2 separate regions of the Homo sapiens genome follow, and region 2 is linked to region 1. Evidence: chromatin contacts called from ENCODE Hi-C or POLR2A ChIA-PET data. All regions are on one chromosome and are shown on one strand. The core of a region is the stretch at or near the end of the contact, and the rest is flanking DNA. Distances in the headings are between cores, read along the strand shown.

Region 1 (6,917 bases), core at 1,664-4,163:
CTCTTTGTGTTTCTCTCCTCTTCAGAACCTTGACATCTTAAGTCCTAGCTGCTTGGTAACCAACTCCACTTTTGTCTTTCTGGTTGGGCTCTTATTTCCAGTCCTCCAAAGACAGCAAGTGACTGAAGGGAACCAGTGAAGGCTGGTATGGGGCTCCTCTCAGTATGTTTGCCTTTTCTCCGGAATCTTGGCCCTACAAGTCTAGGTTGCCTTTGTTACTCTTGATGCTTTTAAACACTGGGGGTTTTTGGTTTGTTTTTTTAATTGTGGTCAAATACATATAAAATTTACCATCTTACCCTTAAGTGTGCAGTTCAGAGCTATTAAGTGTACGTTCACATTGTTGTACAGAGCTGTCACCACCATCCTCTCCAGAATTCTTTTCATCTTGCAAAACTGAAATTCTGTACTCACTAAACAGTAACTTTCCATTTTCCCCTCCACCAAGCCTCTGCCAGCTACCATTCTACCTTCTCTGTTTATGATTTGATCACTCATTACCTCATGTAAGTGGAATCATAAGGTGTTTGTCCCTTTGTCACTGGCATATTTCACTTAGCATGTCCTTAAGGTTCATCGTATTACGGCATATGTGAGAGTTTACTTCCTTTCTAAGGCTGCATAATACCGCATTCTATGTGTAGACCACATTTTGTTTATCTGTTCATCTGTTGATGGACACTTGAGTTGTTTTCACCTTTTGGCTACTGTGAATAATGTTGCTGTGAACACGAATGTACAAATACCTCTTCAAGATGTGCTTTCATTTCTTTTGGGTGTATACCCAGAAGTGGAATTAGTGGATCCTATGTTAATTGTTTTTGTAATTTTTGAGGAACTGCTATATTGCTTTCCACAGCAGCTATACTATCTTAGGTTTCCACCAACAGTGCACGAGAGCTCTAATTTTTCCACATTCTTGTCAAAACTTGTTATTTTGTGTTTTGTGTTTTTTTTTTTTATAGTAACTCTTCTAATGGGTATGAGGTGGTAGTTTTTTATTTTCATCCAGCTTTTATAGTTGTTCTTCCAGGGGCGTTGGTCTTACAAAAGCTTTTCTTTCAGTACTAAAGGTGGAATAACATTTTGAGGTAGATGTTATTTTACAGATGAGGCAACTGAGACAGATACTAAGGTCACACCTAGTAAATGGCAGACAAGACTGAAACAGAGGCTATTTGGTTCTTGAATCAGTGCTCTTAACCACTGAATTGTATTGCTTCTCTAATACAGGTCTTCTTTCCTGAAAGATAGTCTTATAAATTCATTGCTCTAAGACCTCAAAGTGTGATTAACTGTTTTTTTTCCCTCTGACCTCTAGATTATTAAATTTGAAGTAGAGAACAGTGTTTTTATTTTATGATTTATTGCAGTTTACACAACTTTAGAGAAACATGGGTTTGATTTGTCCAATATCTTGGTAGACAATTCTTAAATGGAAATTATTTTTAAATAAAAAATTTTCACAACTGTGTTTTTCTTGTTAAAATTTTTCAGACCCCTGAGAAGGATTGTTTTTTTGAGACGGTGTCTCACGCTGTCACCCAGGCTGGAGTGCAGTGGCAGGATCTTGACTCACTGCAAGCTCCGCCTCCCGGGTTCATATCATTCTCCTGCCTCAGCCTCCCAAGTAGCTGGGCTACAGGCTCCCGCCACCACGCCTGGCTAATTTTTTTGTATTTTTTAGTAGAGATGGGGTTTCACTGTGTTAGCCAGGATGGTCTCGATCTCCTGACCTCATGATCCGCCCGCCTCGGCCTCCCAAGAAAGATTTTAAGAAAATTTTTACTGTGGTGGAAACTCTGAGCTTTTTAGTAGTGGCTAAGTCCACCAGGTTTTTTGACACCATATCATATGCTTCTCTACCAAATTTATCAGTAATATTTTTATATCTAGAAATGTTTATCTGTACAATTTACTAATTCATATGTTACTGGTGCTGTTTTAGAAGTGTAGTCAGTTACTGGTATCATGGAAAGTATTGAGAAAGTTCTTTAAACTTCGATCTAATTATAATTAGACTTTTTTTCCCCCACTATGATTCTGCAGTAGAAACTTTTTACTACTTTTCTGCTCATTTAAAATTTTTCTATTTCTGTCTTCATTGTGTTAAACCTTTTTAAATCTGTATTTATTTCATGATTTGAAAGTGAACTCTGAAAATATTTTATTACTTGTTAATAGAGGATTACCTTAGTGATTAAATTTGGTAAGGCAAGTTCTAACATGTTCTGACAGACTTGTCATAGAGTTATTTGCCTCTTTTTTTTTTTTTTTTAATTTTAAATGTGAGTTTAACTTTTCAGGGTTTATCTCTAGCTTACTAGCAGAATAAGTATTTAATATTTATAAAGATTTTTTTAACCCTGTTTACATTTGTCTTTTCGTATTCTCTTTTACAGTAGTAGACAAAAACAGTTACAGATGTTCTTAGTATGAGGATAAGAAACTGAAAGAAGAACTATTTAAGAGTTTGATTAACCAGCTTGACAGTTAGCTTAAAAGACCAACTTTCACAGCAATTCACACATTGTTAAACCTTTTTTTTTTTTCCTAAATAAATAGCTACTGCTGGCCATATGTGGGACCAGGCAGAGGATAGATGAATAAGTACTAATAAATAACTATCCTTGGTCTATTAGGAGTAGTAGTAAAAGTACTGAACTACTTTGAGAGGCCGAGGCGGGTCAGGAGTTAGAGACCAGCCTGGCCCAACATGGTGAAACCCCAACTCTACTGAAAATACAAAAATTAGCCGGGCATGGTGGCACATACCTGTAATCCCAGCTACTAGCGGGGCTGAGGCAGGAGGATCACTTGAACCTGGGAGGCGGAAGTTGCAGTGAACCGAGATCGTGCCACTGCACTCCAGCCTGGGCAACAGAGCGAGACTCTGTCTCAAAAAAAAAAAAAAAGAAGTATGAAACTACTGGACTTTAAAGCAAACATGTTATTAAAAGCTCCCTTAAACTTTGTAATAGAACCAGAGGACTTTTGTATTTATATTTATACTAAGCTTTCAGAGTTGAATGTGACCCAAAGGTTAGTTTTAGAATTTGTTCTCAAACACCTGTTTACTCATAGTTACAAATGAAACATTAGATAGGAATGATAAAATAACAATTTTTAAGTTGTTTCTTTCCTTGGGTGCACCATTGATTTTGCCTAGAACCCATTTATCCTAGCTTGCTTTTCTGTAACATAATGACTATTAAAAATATTTACTAAACTTTTTCTTGCAGGTAAATTAAGTAGTAAGAGTTAAGTTGTTTTTTGGACTTAATTTTCACATTTGTTTTTATTTTAACTTTTTATTTGATTTGTTTGTAATGCCACTCCCTGAGTAATGAAACTATTTAGCGCACTTTAAGAGACACCCCTTGACTTTGCATAGGTTTAGCTTCAATAGGAACTGTATTTTTGCATTGTGTGTCTTGACACCTTTGAGCATACTTTTATGTGCTGAATTTGATTTCTTATACATCATTTAACTATTTAGATATGTTGGTAGGGTGAAGAGGAAGAGGCACATCTTTGCCAAGATGGTGGAAGTAGTAATATCTGTGGTCTTGTAGGGCCAAGCATTTTGTTTGTTGGTGTCCTCGTGTCTTCTGGGCATGCAAAGAGCCCTAGGTCTTGAGTAAGCATTTGCAGGAGTTTTCCATGGAGGTCACCTGGTTGAGCTTTCCTTTTCTTGTGGCTTAGAAAGACTCCATCTCTCTCCAGTCCAACTCCTGGAGACCTGCCTGTCCTAGTTGATGTTTTAAAACTGGTGGTGCTTTTGTATTTTTTTATCCAGCCTTTATAGTTGTTGGCAGGGAAGTTGGTCTTAAAAGCTATTTATTTTCAGGACTAGAAGTGGAAATGAGTGGAATAGCATTGTGAGATAGATGTTATGTTACAAATGAAGTGCTTATGTTACAAATGAAGTTGGTTTATCAAGCTTACTGTATGGATGAAGTCAGATGCAGAACCAGCTGTGAAAAGGGGGGCATGAGGTGGGTCCCCACCATTGGCTCCTGTCTCTCACCACAGGTCCACCTAGCTTGTGAAAGTTTTTGCTCATTGCAGGCCTGCTTGGCCAAGGAATAGCAACCCTTGAGAGAGAACTGTAAATAGAGATTTAAAATGTGGTTTATCTCTGTGGTGATGAAACTCACATCCCTTTATGTAAACATAATGCTTGACTCACATTAGGCTTTCGAACATGTTTTTCAGAACATTTTATATTTAAAATGCCTGTTTTTGGCTTTAAAAAGGCAAGTAGAAAAAGCCACCAACTTTCTATCTCTGCTAAGGTCTCTTTAGTAGATAAGTGACTAATGTCAAACTCATACTACATTTTGGTCACTACATTTTGGTCAAAGCCTGGGATTAAGACATTTTAAAATCAGTCTTTAATTTTTTTTTTTTCTCTTTTGGAATGATTTTTAAAATCTTGTTCATACTTTGAGTTTGCTAGTTAGAGGTAACCGGAGCTGGGACTTTTAAAAAATCTTAAAAAATAGACACATAAAAATTAAAACCTCACAAGAATTTAAATGATATTAGAATCATATCATGTGCATATCACAAGTTTACTGTGAATATATGTGTGCATTTCTGTTTAACATATGCACACAAATACTCAAGGGTTATGCATCTGTACCCTTAATTGTACTTGATGGTAATTAATCATACATGTCAGACATTTAATATAAATGATTATTTAGTATTACTATTAATAGTTTTATAGAGCCACACTTAAGTTTCTGTGTTTCTTCTCCATTTATTAGCTCTTTTTTATCTATAATGAAATTTTAGGGTTATCAAGTTTTTCTTAATATTATATGTCATTTAATTATCATCACACATCTTGACAGTCTCAAGTTGAAAGACAAAGGCTTAGCTCTTACACCACAGTAACCCATGGCTTTAAACATTCTGTGTTCTGCCTACACCTTCCAGCTTCAGGTTGATTTTGTCTCTTACCCGAAATGCTTGTGACCATAAGTGTTTTCAGATTTTGCATTTTGGGGGGATTTTGGAATATTTGCATATACATAATGAGAGATTGTGGGGATGGAACCCATGTGCTAAACATAAAATTCATTTATGTTTTATATACACCTTATATACATAGCCCAAAGGTAATTTTGTACAATATTTTAAGTAATTTGTACATGAAATAAAGTTTTGGCTGCAACCCGATGCATGAGGTCAGTTGTGGAATTTACTTGTGGCATCATGTTGATGCTCAGAGTTTCAGAGTTTGGAGAATTTTAGATGTCAGATTTTTGGATTGGGGTGCTCCAAACTATGTATTCTGATCACATGCCTTGGCTTCCTTTACTGAAGCATCATTTTCCTCTATACACAGCATTCCTGAAGAATTCATCAGTTCTGACTGATGTCTTTCTGCCTTTTTGCCAGAGGGCTTAAGATAGCAGACATTGTAGGCCATAAGGTAATAGATTTACCTCCTTTAGTAGCGATACCATCACTATGCTTAAAGTTGGGACAGGGGAAATCCAAGCCATGGGAGACCGATAGCAAATAGAAGGGGAAGAAGTAGTGAAGTGTACATTTATTTGATCCTGCATGTATATTATTTTTTGGTGAGAGGATTTTCATAGGAAATGATATTAATGTTTTAGAGATTATCTTTACCAGCCATTTGTTTTACTGAGGGCCACAATGAATAAGTGACTTAAGGTCACATAGCCAGTTAACAGTAGAGCCAGGATCATATAAAGAATTCCTAACTTCACATCAAATATTATTCTTACTATTAGAGGTTTTTTATTAAAAAATTTACCATAAGTGATAGATCCCCCTTAGAAAAGTTTGATAATTTCCATACAGCCCAGTAATTCCTCTCTTAGAATCCACCCAAGAAAAATGAAAGCATATGTCCACAAAAATATTGTACCCAAATGTTTATAGCCACCTTATTTGTAATAGACAAAAAATGGAAACAACCCAAAGTATCCATCAGCTTATAGATAAGCAAAATGTGGTGTATCCATGCAATGGAGTGCTGTTTAGCCCTAAACAGAAGGAAATACTGTTGTATGTTACAACATTAATAAACCTTACAAACTTTATGCTTAATGAAGGAAATCAGACACCAAAGATTACATATTACAGGATAATTATATGAAATGACCACAAAAGGAAATTTACAGAGACTGAAAGCAGAAGTGAACAAAGGACTTGTCAGAATTGCCAGTACTTTCTATTCTAGCTGCAAATCCCGATAAAAGGTTCTCTCACTACTGTTAGGCTACTTTTCCAGTATAATCTTCCATATTCTTCACTTACCAGTTGAACTTTGTGCTTATTGAAGTTCTGTTGTATTTTTCAAACCTGTGTATTCGAATTGTACTTATTATTAATATATAATTAATATTGTGTAAATTGATAAAATCTTGTGAAAAAAATAAAATTTTTTATTTGGCAAGCTAGATTGGATGCTTTGGAAAGACTTCATAAAAGCAAATGGCTACATACTGGTTTGAATTAAGTGTAGGTAATTTAAGACATTAGAGTGAAAATAGTAAAAAAAAATCTAGAAGGATTTTACATTCAGATTACTTCACAAATGCCTCTAGTTCATGCTTCACCTTAATGAAACTGAGCTAGGAATGCTAGACAATTTATTATGTATGAGTGTTTATAAGTACACTATTTGTTTTCTTTTTGAAATGGGGTCTTGCTGTGTCATCCAGGCTGGAGTACAGGGGCTGGCTCATTGCAGCCTCTGTCTACTGGGTTGAACTGATTGTTCTGCCTCAGCCTCCCGAGTAGCTGGGACTACAGGCGCGCACCAACATGCCTGGCCAATTTTTGTATTTTTAGTAGAGACAGGGTTTCACCATATTGGCCAGGCTGGTCTCAAACTCCTGACCTCAAGTGATCCGACTGCTTCGGCCTCC
Region 2 (6,393 bases), core at 3,351-5,850, 240 kb before region 1:
TCTTCTTCCATCCTGATTTTTAACTCTCCATTGTAGCTAGAGAAAGAAATGGTTGACCGAGTTATATTGGAGAAAATGAATTGCCGTAGATAGGATTCCTCGTGGAGGTAGTATTGGTTTAGGCTATTTGAGGGGTGACAGGAATTAAGTACTCAGGAGAGATGACTTGATAGAATGGGGAAAATCATAAATCTGGGAGTGAAATAAAAAGAACAAATGATGGATCTGAAAGTTCGGGAAGGTGGTGAAGGAATGCTTGTCTCCAACTGTAAATCACATCTGACCTAGAAACTTTGGACAAAAATGCTTTTCTCTTTTTTCCTGGCAGCTCTGTCGAGGTCCGTGTTTATACAGCTTCTGTTCCTCTGTGTCTAGTATTTCCCTCAGTACTGTAAGCAAAAGTGGTATGTTTTTCTTTCTTTATGTCTACTCTGTCCTCTGTGGCCTTCTGGTGTACCCCTCTCTTCCTAGCCATTCAGTCTCTCTAGTCACCTCCCTAGTAGCTAGTGCTCTCTAAGTTTTTATTTAATTAGAACAACTCCATTTCCATTTCAAGGTAGGTCAATGGGGGGAAAAGCCTCATGATTTAAACTGAAGTTAACAACACAGCTTTTAAAATGAAAACTCATACTCCAACTTCTAAAGTATATTTGAGCTGATTTGTTTCCAAAACAAAGATATGCTGTACCTAAAACTGCTAAAACAAAAATATAAAGACAAGGACTAGGTGATTAAGGGGAGAGAAAAATCATCTCTTTTCCAGGAAACCTTTGCTAAAAGAAGCAAAACTTGACTCTATGCCTCATGGAAACTGACACAAAGAAAAGAAACTGATGGATTGCACAGGCCTTGTTATAGAAATAGATCTATAAAAAGATCTGTCCACAGGAAATATACACCTTCTCCTGGTTCTGAACTTCAATGGGGATTTGTCACCTAGGTCTCCATCTATAGGAATACCTTCACATACCTATCTATTCATGCACATATTCTGAAAACAGGTACATACAAAATTACAACAAAGGAAAAAAATTCTATTGAACACTTAAAAATAGAAACAGGCCAGGCACGGTGGCTCATGCTGTAATCCCAACAATTTGGGAGGCTGAGGCTGGTGGATCACCTGAGGTCAGGAGTGTGAGACCAGCTTGGCCAACATGGTGAAACCCCGTCACTACTAAAAATACAAAAAAAAATTAGCCTGTGTGGTGGCACACTCCTACAATCCCAGCTACTCGGGAGGCTGAAGCAGGAGAATCGCTTGAACTCAGGAGGCAGAGGTTGCAGTAAACCAAGATCACACCACTGCACTCCAGCCTGGGAGACAAGAGCAAAACTGTGTCTTAAAAAAAAAAAAAGAAACAATTAGAATGGATAGCTACACATCAAAATATAAAAAGGAAATAGAAAAATAGAATTAATTATGTGTAAGCAAACCCAGATTTGGCTGCTGTCTGCTCAATAGCCGAACACTAGAAGTGAGAGTTGATGGGAGGAAAAGCAGGTTTATTCAGAGAGCCAGCAAACATGAAGATGGTGATCCAGCATCCTAAAGTACCATCTTAACTCAGTACACATTGTAGGCTCTTTTTATGTTAAGGGCAGGGAGAAAAGAAGGGGGTTGAAATCAAGAAGTGTCTGATGACCACAGATATCTGGGCATGAGCAAAGGTCTGAGGAGGTTGCAAACTTCTTTGTCCTGGTCAGGTCACAATGCTCCTATAAATCTTTAAAAAAACATAGTCTTTAAAAAAACATAGAAGTTGTCTACATACTTCTTTAATCCCAGGGTTAGTTTTAAAAACTACATGAGGCCGGGTGCAGTGGCTCACACCTGTAATCCTAGCACTTTGGGAGGCCGAGGTGGGCAGATTGCCTGAGGTCAGGAGTTCGAGACCAGCCTGGCCAACATGGTGAAGTCCCATCTCTACTAAAAATACAAAAATTAGCTGGCTGTAATGGCAGGTGCCTGTAATCCCAGCTATTTGGGAGGCTGAGGCAGGAGAGTTGCTTGAATCCAGGAGGCGGAGGTTGCAGTGAGCTGATATCATGCCACTGCACTCCAACCTGGGTGACAAAGTGAGATTCCGTCTAAAAAAAAAACTACATGATTGCTGTTTTTTCAGATTATATCAGTGCTCCAAAGTGATCCCAGCCTACATTCAGGAATGGGTAAAGGCCCCATGATTAAAACTAAAAAATGTAGTTATGTTCGTCCTTCTGCTGTTTCAGCTACATATGCAATTCACTCCAAAAGTGTCTAGAAAAGTATTAGCTAGAGGAGTATTTTGAAGACATCTAGTTAATGAAGGAACCTTCAGTATAAGGAACGAGACAAGACAAGATAAAGTGGATGCTACTGTGTAAAATGGAGATGTTGAGGTAAAGTAGTTTGAGTTGTCACTGACCAGCAGGCAATAATTGCTTTTATAGGTGCCAAAATTCCATACTGTTTATAATAAATAGCAAAAAACATAAAAGCCTTCTTTGAAGCCAAAGTAATGCATATAAGCATTCAGTTTAAGCATCAGTATAAGATGCCCATTTGGAGTCTGTTTCAACATTCAGTAAGAATAACAGCATAGTGAAGTCAACTGTGATGATGGGTATCCAATACAAAATGCAGAGAAAGGAATGGACCCAATCTGGTGTGATACCAAGCATAGGTATACTGCACCTGGAGTCTACTCTTTGAACACATCATCAGCCAGATTATTCAGAGCTTTGTGATATTGATCATAAGGAGAATTTATTGGTAGTATAGGATGCTCTCAGCTGAGTGCTCTTTGGGGCACTTACAGAAGTAGCGATTCTATCTTGGAAGAGTAGAGATGAAGGTCATGGCACAGTGGGATAATGTGTGAAGTTAGTGGGAAAATCTTCACAATTCTTTGTACAGAAATCTCTTCTGTACAAAAATATATTTTAAAAGTGTCTGGAGTTTCTGTTGTTATTATGCTTACACGTCATTGTTTGAATCAATCTGATAAAGTATTTTTTAGGCACACTAACATTATTTTCAAGATTAAAATCAGGTCAAGACTTTTTTACTATATTTCCTTTTATGCAAACATTTAAATAAAATTTCTAATGTTTCCCTTTTTTGGCAGATGCTGACAATATAAATTATAAACTTTTAGAATAGAATAAAATCCTGGAATTACTCAGATATATTTGTAAGTTTCATCCAAACATTTATAAATTTATGTCAGATAGCAGAAGAGGATTGTGAAAATATTTTAACTTTCACCAAAAGTTAAAGCTAGCACGTGGTCTTGGGGGAAAATTCTTTAGATCCACTTTAATATGTGTCTTTTTATAATTTGAATAAATTACCCTGTGGGGAATGAAAACCTCTATTCTGGGTTTTAATTTTGTGTTTGGGATATTAACATTAACCTCTGCATTCTGTTGTGTTGTGTTTTTCCCTGTTTTAAGATTACGGGCAGGGACGACCTGTCAAAGCGCGGAGTGGACCAAACCTGCACTCGAGTAATTAGCAAAGCAACTCCGGCCCTACCCACGGTCTCCATCTCATCTAGTGCTGAAGTCTGAGGGCTCTGCAGCATCAGACCCACCTCTAAGAGAACTTTCTGAATTTGCAGCTAATCTCGGGGAAGAGAAAGATAGGTTTAATTTATTTGAAGTTTTCATGGTGTTAATATTTTTGTTTACCTCGCTAGCTTCAGAATTTTGCCAACCTCTGAATTTGCACATTTTGTATAATTTTTTTTTCTTTGAGCAGTGTTGATCAAGCCAGGTTGAATATTTGCCATGAAATTCCAGTGAATGTGTAGCTCAAATGCAAACCCTAAGTTTGCTGTCAGTTATTGTATGGTCAGTACCCCAGTCCTAGTACACATATTTTAAAGGTTAAAGTGAATGTTTTTGTAACATTTAAGCATATTTCAGATGTAAATAAAAGATTGTAAAATATACGGTTTTTACCAAATTTAAAAGATCCTTTTTAGTTAATACTATGACAGTACTAAAAATATATGAATAACATTTCAGATACCATTATATTAAAATATTTGTGTATGTGTACAAAAGCGTTGATAAATACTAATCTTTAAAGTTTGTGGAGTTCCTTTATTTGTAATATATGTGCTCTTAAAAGCAATGGGATGTGAAATTATGAAAGTATTTTATTGTTCATAGAAATAAAAAACACAGTTACTTTGCATTTGGTTTCCTGTTGAAGAGTGGGTGAGTTACTGAGAAAAATGGTTCATTGAATATCTTCTGAATGCAAATCTATACTCAATACTTAGGATGCCTTGCCAAGAAACCAACAAAGGACTCAAATCTCAGCTAAGAAGTTCCTCCAAAGATGAACTGGGTAGATCAGAGGTTTCCAAATGTAGGAGAGACTTAGAATGACTTGGGGAAAATCTAATGAATCCGAATCTTGAGGTCTGTGGAGGTTCTCAGAGAGATCACAAATGTTCCATTTCTCTGCTCTAATCTTGTGGTAGGATTGCAGTTTCCTGCCTCTTTTGAAGGCAAGCATGACCATGTGACTTGCTATAACCACTGAAATGTAGGCAGAAGTAACATGTGTTACTTTCAGGCAGAGGCTTCAAAGCCAGTAAGTAGTTCTTCCCAGCCTCTTCCCCTGATGTACTTATCTTTGATGTACCTGAAGCCCTGATTTACTTACCTTTGACATATTGTTTCAGCCTCAGTACCCAGGAAACTACAATGAGCAAGACACACACACACACACTCCCTGCTAACGCTATTGGTCATATAGTCTTGAGTGAGAAATACCATTTTGCTGTGTTACGATTCAGGATTGTTTGCTACCACCATGTTATGAGCTTATCAGAGCAATGACCGATAGGTGCTGACCTACGTTTGGGAACCACTGACATTTTCCACTCTCTGGCCCACTTCCCTCCCCTAGTGAATACTGGCTGCCATGGACCCGAACTGAGCTGCTTCTAGGTGCAGAAGGCAAGCTAGAGAATCTAATTTCATACTCACCTTCAGCAGCCATTCCAAAGCCCCAGACATAAAAAAGGAGACTTCAGCTGAGCTCATCTTTCTGCTATGCAAGGCCATTGGCCATGTCAGTACATGATGGTGAGGAGGGAGGTAAGGGGTTGGAATACGTATTTACATTTTGAGTACACAGAAGGGATAGAAAGATATTTTGGGTGAGAACTCGGATCCCTCAAGACACTTTTTTTTTTTTTGAGACAGAGTCTCACTCTGTTGCCCAGGCTGGAGTGCAGTGCGCGATCTCGGCTCCCTGCAGCCTCCACCTCCCGGGTTCAAGTGATTCTCCTGTCTCAGCCTCCCGAGTAGCTGGGATTACTGGCACGCACCACCATGCCTGGCTAATTTTTGTATTTTTAGTAGAGACGGGGTTTCACCATGTTGGCCAGGATGGTCTCGATCTCCTGACCTCGTGATCTGCCTGCCTCAGCCTCCCAAAGTGCTGGGATTACAGGCATGAGCCACCACGCCTGGCCTCAAGACACATTTAACTATTCTTTTCTCAAATAGAGCTCACTTCTTTATAGAAAAGATTGCCCTTTGATGAGCTCTGGCCCAAAGCATTATTCCCAGCTTCATTCTGCCTCCAGTTCTCTTGGTTCCTGACTGTCTGGGTCAGCATCTCAGGTCTTTTCTTTTAATTTCCCCATGTGTAGCTTTAGGCCACCTTAGACATTACTATTCCAGGCACCCAGGAAGATGCTGCCTCCAATATCATCTCCCACCTAACTTCCACCTGTAGGCTCAAGTCCTCTTGCCCATGCCAATCCACCCATCTCCCATGCCCCCAGGACACGGTTGGCAATGGGTTACCTCCAAATCTGAAAATAAATCTTCCAAAAAAACTCTAAGGAAGTAATTGAAAATAATAGATCTTTGTGCTTGTGTTAGGTGCCAAATATTCTATTTTTGCATCACAAACCACAATATCTTTGATCATGTCACCGTTTTGCCCCTGACACTGTTCATAGAACAAGAAGTTTAAATACAGCTTCTCTAAAGAGAATCACCTAAGACCACTCTGCCTTAACAGCGTTGAAACTCACCCTGCACAATCCCAACACCTTTTATTTCTTCCTTTCTCTAGACCAGACACATCAGACTGGCTGCTCAGAGATGGAATCCAGCATACGTATTTTATCTGCCAAACACGTAGTCTTTATTTTATTTCAATTAGGTGTCAACAGTTAAATATTACGAGACTTTGTATAGATTTCCAGCTTTCTGATATCTGTTGAATGCTCAGGCCATTTAGCAGTATTGGAATCGCACTCCCCCATCACAACAACAAGTGAAAATTGAGACACTGTTGCTCCATTTACATGTGTTTTCCAGCTTGCAGCAATAGGCACCAAGCCCTAATCAGCTTCTATCGGGCAGCCCCTGTTA

Evidence for each region. A loop is a pair of places that touch in the nucleus more often than their neighbours do. ChIA-PET counts read pairs that join two places held with the same protein, here RNA polymerase II (POLR2A). Pooled maps may share reads with other maps.
Region 2: a map with no recorded cell type shows a loop between it and region 1 (2.7-fold over the local background). The contact joins two enhancer-like sites. A Hi-C loop is called at or near these places in 3 of 37 single-sample maps with no recorded cell type and 4 of 50 pooled maps. POLR2A ChIA-PET finds 5 or more read pairs at or near these places in 2 of 52 experiments (OCI-LY7 and activated T-cell).

The regions. Positions count from the first base shown.
Region 1 is chr2:224,517,432-224,524,348 of GRCh38, reverse strand. All of the region lies in intron 3 of CUL3 (cullin 3), which reads left to right. Among named protein-coding and RNA genes, the nearest start is that of CUL3, 64 kb to the left of the region's middle. RefSeq lists a silencer at 2,622-2,691. Within about 2 kb of position 2,913, at least 5 of the 41 ENCODE cell types and tissues checked have a DNase peak (open chromatin) inside an H3K27ac peak, as active enhancers do; they include OCI-LY7, where a contact is called at or near this core.
Region 2 is chr2:224,762,883-224,769,275 of GRCh38, reverse strand. DOCK10 (dedicator of cytokinesis 10) reads left to right here. Exons shown (of 56, transcript NM_014689.3): 56 at 3,439-4,186. The coding sequence ends at 3,555. Among named protein-coding and RNA genes, the nearest start is that of CCDC195, 50 kb to the right of the region's middle. Within about 2 kb of position 4,600, at least 3 of the 41 ENCODE cell types and tissues checked have a DNase peak (open chromatin) inside an H3K27ac peak, as active enhancers do; they include OCI-LY7, where a contact is called at or near this core.